Regions from separate parts of the Homo sapiens genome. Here region 1 is linked to region 2. Evidence: read pairs that join two places in POLR2A ChIA-PET (ENCODE). Cell type or tissue: Panc1. All regions are shown on one strand. Each heading gives the region's core, and the rest is flanking DNA. Links, peaks and the distances in the headings are about the cores only.

Evidence for each region. ChIA-PET counts read pairs that join two places held together with the same protein. Peaks named below come from ENCODE experiments on the same cell type or tissue, not always from the same donor. Only the 100,000 strongest peaks of a DNase experiment are listed, where the experiment ranks them.
Region 1: POLR2A ChIA-PET joins it to region 2 with 20 read pairs; 1 of 35 experiments calls an interaction of 5 or more read pairs at or near these places.

Annotation. Positions count from the first base shown.
Region 1 is chr5:124,593,087-124,597,491 of GRCh38, forward strand. No RefSeq gene overlaps it. Among named protein-coding and RNA genes, the nearest start is that of ZNF608, 150 kb to the right of the region's middle. In Panc1, for the core only: no CTCF peak of the experiment used is centred there; a DNase peak (open chromatin) is centred at 4,005; H3K27ac peaks cover 3,422 bases.
Region 2 is chr5:123,903,268-123,907,672 of GRCh38, forward strand. No RefSeq gene overlaps it. Among named protein-coding and RNA genes, the nearest start is that of CSNK1G3, 390 kb to the left of the region's middle. In Panc1, for the core only: no CTCF peak of the experiment used is centred there; no DNase peak of the experiment used is centred there; H3K27ac peaks cover 280 bases.

The DNA of each region.
Region 1 (4,405 bases), core at 101-4,100, 690 kb after region 2:
CAAAATGCTGGAGCCATGCCTGCAGGGCCTCAGTCTGTCCTTAGTTGCTGAGTCTGTGGGAAATAGCTGGGGCTCCTGGGGTAGAAGGGACACTGAAGTCATCACCTACTGGTACAGGAGTATTTCAATGTTTTAACAACTGGAACAGTCATACCAGTGTGTGCTAGCCCTACTCTCACACTCTGCTCTTACAGTGACGTAAACACTTTGCGGTGCTCAATGTGGCAAAAGGGCCAGTAAGGGAGCTAGAAGAACCCAGAGCATCTGATTGAGATGTCTCTCCTCCTCATTCGCACAACTGCATACCAGTAGATCTAGCATAGTTTTGGGGTTTTTTTGTTTGTTTGTTTGTTTGTTTGTTTGTTTGAGATGGAGTTTCGCTCCTGTTGCCCAGGCTGAAGTGCAATGGTGCGGTCTCGGCTCACTGCAACCTCTGCCTCCCCATTTGAAGTGCTTTTCCTGCCTCAGCCTCCGGAGTAGCTGGATTATAGGCATGCGCCACCACGTCTGGCTAATTTTTTGTATTTTTAGTAGAGACAGGGTTTCTCCGTGTTGGTCAGGCTGATCTCCAACTCCCAACCTCAATTGATCTGCCCGCCTCAGCCTCCCAAAGTGCTGGGATTACAGGCGTGAGCCACCCTGCCCGGCACCCTGACATAGTTTTTATTATGACTAATATATTACTTATAATTATCGTTGATTTACTTGCCTGTCTCCTCCCACCGGATTCTAAAATTCTTAAAAGTGCTGAAAATGTATTATTTATTTAAGTGTCTATCTGGCACAGTACCTGTCACAGGGTAGGCCTTTGAGAAACATTTGTTGAATAAATGAATTAAGTTTTAAGATTATGATTCCCCAAATCTGAAAGGAGAAACAGTTTTCCAAATGGAGTCCTCTGAGAAATAACCAAAGGATTCTGGATTAGCAATATTTGCTAAGATGCAACAGTTTGTTGGACAGTTGCTTGGGAAGTAGAAATGGTGCTGAGAGATAGGGCACCAGAAGATGGCAAGAACAGTAGAGAGATAATCAGGGAAGAAGGCAGGGGGAGCAAGTGTGGGGAAACAAGGGAAAAGAATTGTTCATTGTTGTGTGTGGAGCCACCATTCCACTTCAAAGCTGTACTGGGGATCCAGGGACAGACCCTACTGGAACACACACATGCATATGAGCACACACCTGTCCCAAAGGACAGCCTAAGGTGAGTTTTAAATTCTCAGTATGATATCGAAGTCTGGGTGTACTAAACCAAATGCAGTAAAAGCATATCTGAATACAAGCAAGAAGCCCGTTGCTTGATTAGCCAAGTGACCTTTCCACTTCATTTAGGGCATGGTGAGGAGAAAACTGCACCTAGGAGCTGTCTGCTGTCCCACACCCCCAGGGTTGGTGCAAGATTTATGTCCTGAGAGTCCTGCATAGCCCACAACAGCCTTATGTCCAGGACCTTTGAAATGCATGGATATGTGTCCTGCTTCTGGAACCTGGAAGGAGAGCGTCCTCACTAAGATAGATAAAAGCTGCCAGATTCCATGATTAAAGTCCTTCTCACTAAAGAACTGTATCAAAGAACTGTTCTTGCAGGGCGCAGTGGCTCATGCCTGTAATCCCAGCACTTTGGGAGGCAGAGGCGGGTTGATCACAAGATCAGGAGTTCGAGACCAGCCTGATCGACATGGTGAAACCCCGTCTCTACTAAAAATACAAAAATTACGCGGGCATGGTGGTGTGCACTTGTAATCCCAGCTACTCAGGAGGCTGAGGCAGGAGAATTGCTTGAACCTGGGAGGCAGAGGTTGCATTGAGCCAAGATCACGCCATTGCACTCCATCCTGGGCAACAGGGCGAGATTCCATCTCAAAAAAAAAAAAAAAGAACTGTTCTTTAGAGAGTCCCCCTGTTCTGATTTCCTATTTGGTGTCTGTATTTCATTCAGAAGGCTAACACTGTGGCCAAGCGTGGCCAGCAACTTCTCTGAAACGAGTTGAAGGCACAGTCAATGGGGCACTCTTGAGCTGTGAGCCACTGGGCACCCCTTCACTCACGTGGATTTCACTTAGAGCACTTTAAATTTCCAAATGAAATGCAACATTTTTGTTTTTTATGAAATGCTAGACTTAAAAGCTGGGAAAAACAAGACACCAGTCATGTCACCAAATCTAGTATTATTTTACTCTCAAAGATTATCAAGCCCAAAGCACACGGCACTGCCTCATTATTTAATCAATATAATATTCAATCCTCAAAGGATTTGTGGTGAAAAAATATTAAGATTATGTATTTTTTAAGAATGGTAAACACCAGGAGGAGGAAAGTACATCCTTGAAATACTCAATATATAAACATACACACACACACACACACACACACACACACACACACACACATATATATAATACATATTATTTATGTCTTCTAACCCCAGTTCAAGTTAATCTGCTTTCTTTGTATTCCCCGTAATGCCTTGCACAAATGATACACATGATAGGCATTCGATAAATCCATGTTGAATCTACTGCCACCTACTATCTGGTCCAGACAGTAGTTAAAAACATTTCTCATTGTGTGAGACAAATGCTATTGAAGGTGTGTGAAATGAAGTAGATCACAAACACAGCATTACATAACGCTAACTTACACAGTGAGCAAGTTATTCTATTTTCAGTTTTCTCTCAATCCTTCTGAATACATCAAGGAGAAAGTTGTTTTTCTTTTTTCCTTTTTTTTTTTTTTTTTTTGAGACAGAGTCTCACTCTGTTGCCTAGGCTGGAGTACAGTGGTGTGATCTCGGCTCACTGCAACCTCCGCCTACTGGGTTCAAGCAATTCTCCTGCCTCAGCCTCCCAAGTAGCAGGGACTACAGGTGCATGCCACCACTCCCAGCTAATTTTTTGTATTTTTAGTAGAGGCAGGGTTTCACCGTATTAGCCAAGATGGTCTTGATCTCCTGACCTTGTGATCCACCCACCTTGGCCTCCCAAAGTGCTCGGATTACAGGTGTGAGCCACTGCGCCTGGCCTTTTTTTTTTTTTTTTTTTTTTTTTGAGATGGTATCTCACTCTGTTGCCCAGGCTTGAGTGCAGTGGCGCAATCTTGGCTTACTGCAACCTCTGCCTCCTGGGTTCAAGCAGTTCTCCTGCCTCAGCCTCCCCAGTAGCTGGGACTACAGGCGCCCACCCACCATGCCCTGCTAATTTTTATATTTTTAGTAGAGACAGGGTTTCACCATGTTGGCCAGGCTGGTCTCGAACTCCTGACCTCAGGTGATCCACCTGTCTCGGCTTCCCAAAGTGCTGCGATTACAGGCGTGAGCCACCACACCCAGCCAAGGAGAAAGTTTTAGTTTGGCACTGGTATGCGGTTGCCACCTCTCTAACCCTGACATCTCTTTCAGAAAAAGAGAACAGGCCTCAAACTCAGATCCTTTTTAGCATTTAAAGTCTAAACTCCATTGTTTTGTCTCCACAGTTTTGAATGGAGTCTCCTATTTATAGCATGGGATATCTTGTTTCCTTCTATAATACATTTATTTAAATTAAAATGTAGGTCAACTTTTTTTAAGATTTGGTAAATTTTAGAAAAGTGGGTTCACAGATAACCCAAGTGGGTGAAGCACTGCTTGAAAGATATATTTTTTAAATTGTTTATCTCTAAACCCTGGTGAACATCTTTGGCCTGGAGCTTTGCATGCACAATCCATGGATCAACAGTAGTCAAGCTAGCACTAGTTCTGGAAAAGGGGTGAGGAGCAGGAAGAAGGAAGCAGTCTAGACAGTGATGCCAAAAACCAAAAAACCCAAAAACCCACGAGTTTCATAAACACACAAGTCCCCCATAAATCAACTCAAATACCCAGGCATGCCTCACTCACCCCTACCTCACAGACTGCTCTGTGGCCTGTCTCAGATCATTGCTTTACCTGATTTCACCGGAGTAAATGCTCAGCTGTGGAAGGGGCAGACCACATGACTCATCCTAGACAAACAGCCTCTGAAGATTTGGACCTCACTTTTCCTAACCATGACTCAACATATTGAAGCTCATTATTTGTATTTATCTTTGAGCTATGTTTGAAATGGAGATCACAGCCTCAATTTGGTGATCTTAAATGTTAGCAGAAACTAATCTAAATTCCTAGCGTTAGGAATTCCTGGGGAAATCAAACCAGGGAAATTACATGACACATGGCCAAGAATGTATGTAAGAAGTAATTACGCTGAAATTCCTTTGTTATCTATTAATATCAACTGCATGGCACTGTGTCAGCATGGGGATAAACAAGTGGCCCTGCTGGTTCAATTGTTCAATTCTTTCATTCGAAAGGAGATAAGACAAAACAATAGATTCCTCTTTGGGGAGAAATGGCCTCTTATTTTTGTGGTAAACAAAATAGCTTTTTGGA
Region 2 (4,405 bases), core at 105-4,104:
GAAGGGCCCTGATTGACTCAAATTGGACCAGTTGGCTACCTGTGGAAGAGTAAGTAAGCTCTTTCCAAGAGGCAGTCACATTTATTAGGGTGATCAAATAGTTTATTATCCCAATTGGGTGCTAAAATAACCAAAGTAACAGTTGTACCGTGGTATCTGTGGGGAATTGGTTCTAGGACCCTTTGTGGATACCAAAATCCACAGATGCTTAAGACCCTTATATCAGATGGTGTACTATTTGCATATAATCTATGCATATCCTCCAATATATTTTAAATCATCTCTAGATTACTTACAATACCTAATACGATGTAAATACTATGCAAATAGTTATACTGTATTGTTTAGGGAATAATGACAAGAAAAAATGTCTGCATGTGTTTAGTACAATTGTAACCATTCTTTTCTTTCTTTAAGTTCTGGGATACATGTGCTGAATGTGCAGGTTTGTTACATATGTATACACATGCCATGGTGGTTTACTGCACCTATCAACCCGTCATCTAGGTTTTAAGCCCCACATGCATTAGGTATTTGTCCTAATGCTCTCCCTCCCCTTGCCCCCCACCCCCTGACAGGCCCCAGTGTGTGATGTTCCCCTCCCTGTGTCCATGTGTTCTCGTTGTTCAACTCCCACTTATGAATTAAAACATGCAGTGTTTAGTTTTCTGTTCTTGTGTTAGTTTACTGAGGATGATGGTTTCCAGCTTCATTCATGTCCCTGCAAGGGACATGAACTCATTTTTTTTTATGGCTGCATGGTATTCCATGGTATACATGTGCCACATTTTCTTTATGCAGTCTGTCATTGGTGGGCATTTGGGTTGGTTCCAAGTCTTTGCTATTGTAAATAGTGCTGCAGTAAACATATGTGTGCATGGGTCTTTATAGTAGAATGATTTGTAATCTTTTGGATATATACCCAGTAATGGGATTGCTGGGTCAAATGGTATTTCTGGTTCTAGATCCTTGAGGAATCACCACACTGTCTTCCACAATGTAGCCATTCTTTTTTTCTTAATATTTTTGATTGGTGATTCGTTGAATCTGTGGGTGCAGAACCCATGGATACTAAGGGCTGTCTGTATAGAGTTTTTGAAATATTGTTTACTTACCAACAAATTAGTTGTGATGGCACCTCCTTAAAAATATCTTATTCGAAGTTATTCAAATAAATATTCTTTCCCTAAGAATGAAATGACTTAACATCTGTGTACAATGAAGCAAAAAATAAAATAAATTATTTATGTCAATTATCTAAACTTTAAAAAATGACAATGTGGCTTTAGTACCTAGTCATAATGGGCACTTGATATTTGCTGGATAAAGGGATGAAAAGACATAAAATTGCAATGAGATTTTATTGCTCTGTGCAGGAGAAATTCAACAGATGCTGTTAAATCCTTTATTTAAGTAAGTCTGGATTCTAGTATCTACTGAGCTGGTATGTTGAACCTCAAAAGTTGCCAATATTTTGCAAGTGCAAAATGTTGGAGAAGAGATGATGCTTCTTTCAGACGTCCCCTATAACCAACCAAGTGAGGGAGGCCTCCTTGATACCACAGCTAAGTATGTTTCTCCTGCTTTCATCAGCTCTGCCATGGACCTCCCAACCTACCATCCACTGGATTAACCAACCTTCCTAAAAGGTCAGTCACAACATTTCCCACTTAAATTTTGTTTGGCTTTAGAGAGTACTCCATTGAAATCTATCTTTTCCTTTACTCCTTTAGTGAGCTTTCAAATTATTTTGTTTTTGATTTGTCTCCTTAGATTGTTTGTACACTTGAGCATCTTGCACTTATAAACTCCTACTGTACTGGGCATACAATAGGTGTTTAGTAAATACATTTTGTGTGTTTTATTGCTCAAAATGACCAAAATAATTGTTCTTTATATATGTTAAAGTGAACTAAATATGGCCTGAGAAGGACTCCGTACATCTATATTTGAGTCTTTGTGGACGAACCGTAACCTAGCTTAACAGGCAGACAAGATTGAAAATCTAGCTTAGTAGTATGCACCTGTAACAACAGCTGAGTCTTGGCCAATTCCAGCATTCATACTTCAACCACTCATAGACTGATAGAACACTGCTGAGTGTTCAAACTGTGTTCAAATAAGGCAAATGCAAACCTGTAACCAATCCAGCTGTTTCTGTATCTCACTTCTGATTTTTGTACATCACTTCTCTTTTGTCTATAAATTTCTTCTGACTATGAGGCACCCATGCAGTCTCTCTCAATCTGTTGCGATTCTGAGAGCTGCCCAATTTGTGAATCATTCGTTGCTCAATTAAACCCCTTTAAATTTAATTCCCCTGAAGTTTTTCTTTTAGCATATGTATTCATGTACTTTAACAAGTTTTGAACTGTATCTGTCCCTAATAGGGGGTAAGAATCTCTTTCTATAGAATGTAATTTGATATATTCTCATTCGTTTTTAATTTTTCATAAGTTGCTTGTAATTTCTGCAAAGTTACATTTCTGTGACTCTACATTAGAGATCACTGTACATTAGAGACCACAATATCTTAAATTGAGAAAATATTCTCCCTATAGATCCTGAGGTAGGAAAAAAACTCTGCTGAATGAAGAATTTCAATGTAGATGTTCTCATTTCTATTTTTTGTGTGTTGAAATACAAAAATATTTCAGATAAAATACTTTCACAGGTCCTGTCTTTTGCTTCCAATTAAAGTATCTGTCTTTGGAAAATCATTCTAAAAGACAAAATTTAATAAACAAGGATATCACTATTTATGATTTCTTGAATGTTTTCTCATATTTAGATGCCATAAAATCATGGAATTTCTTAATTTTGTTACATTCTAGCACAGAATTAAAATTCATTCATTTAAAATTAGATCTATGAAAATGTTCTTTGTAACACTATATTAAAATAGAAGAAGTTGGGGGGACTAGATTCTTTTAAAAAGTGTCAATGTCATAAAAGAGAAAGAAAAGCTGTGAAAATGTTCCAGATTAAAGAAAGCTTAAAGAGACATGACCACTAACAACCAAATCCTATATATGACTCCGGAGTGGATCCTGTACCAGATGGAGAAAATGCTATAAAGAACATTATTAGATCAACTGACAAAATTAGAACATGACAGTAGATTGGACAAAAGTATTATGCCAATATAAATTTATAAAATTGGTAACTGTAGCTGTGAGAACATTCCTAATCTTAGGAAATATACAATAAAATATTTAGAGTAAAGGGCCATGATGTATGTTACTTACCTTCAAATGACTCAGGAGACAGAGAGAGAAGGGGTAGAGGGTGTGGGGGAGATGAAGGGAGAAAGAAGGAAGCAGAGAAGAGAGAGAGGGTGACAGAGGGGAAGGAGAGGGAATGATAAAGCCAATGTGGCAAAATGTTAATTATAAAATGTGGGGAATGGGTATATGAGTGTACCTTTAATAATATAATTTTAGCAACCTTTTATAAATTTAAAATTATTTCTAAGCCCAAATTAAAAAAAATACCTTTACTACAATGAATAACAACATAATTATAGCATTTTAAATTTAGATCTTGCATATTGCTTGAGTTCTCATCACGTCAGTTTCAGGTTCTCTTTTGCTTTTGTAGAGATAATTTTCAATGGCTGATCATCTTTCCGATTTAGTCAGGTGCTGAGTGGTGAGAAATCTGTACACTGCTGATGCTCTCTTACTCTTTTGGATATGACCATTGCAGAAGTCAGAGGATAGAGTGGAGTCCACAAAACCCACCTGGCTTAATTCAAAGCAACTATTGATAACGCTACTTCATTAACCAGTGGCAAATCCTGAACAAATGCTAAATCTGATGACACAGCAGATATAAACAAGAGCTATAAAACAAACTAGATGTATGGATACTGTAATTAATAAGGAGTATACTGTGAAAACCATGTGTATTAAAATGGAGGGAGTTGATTCCAGGAACAGGGATGATAGTTGAATAATCCTAAACATTTTGGTATATGTGATAACATTCAGAATGGGATGAGAGGCCAAAACGTAATGCAAACAAGTCCAATTCCAGAAAAGGGGTTCAAAACAGAGCTATGCTATTTTGACAATTGAGGGTCACTAGTGCTTAATATTTGAAACATCTGCTAGAGGTTCACGTGCATTCTTTTTAGAAGTAGTAAAAATATTATGTTTGCACTGTCAGAAATAGATGGAAGATGACAATTTATATTTTGTTGTTACCACTAGTGTAATTCTTTCATATTTCTATCTCAATGACATTCAGTTTCATTTCTTCTTTTCTTGTGAAATTGTACTAGCAAAATAAGCTGTCAGGTGTCAGAAGTAGAAAAGTCTCTGCTTCTTCTGGAGAGGTGAAAGATTACTTAGAATATGCTCTCAATTATACATTGTAAAACGGTGTGGATATTCCTTCAATT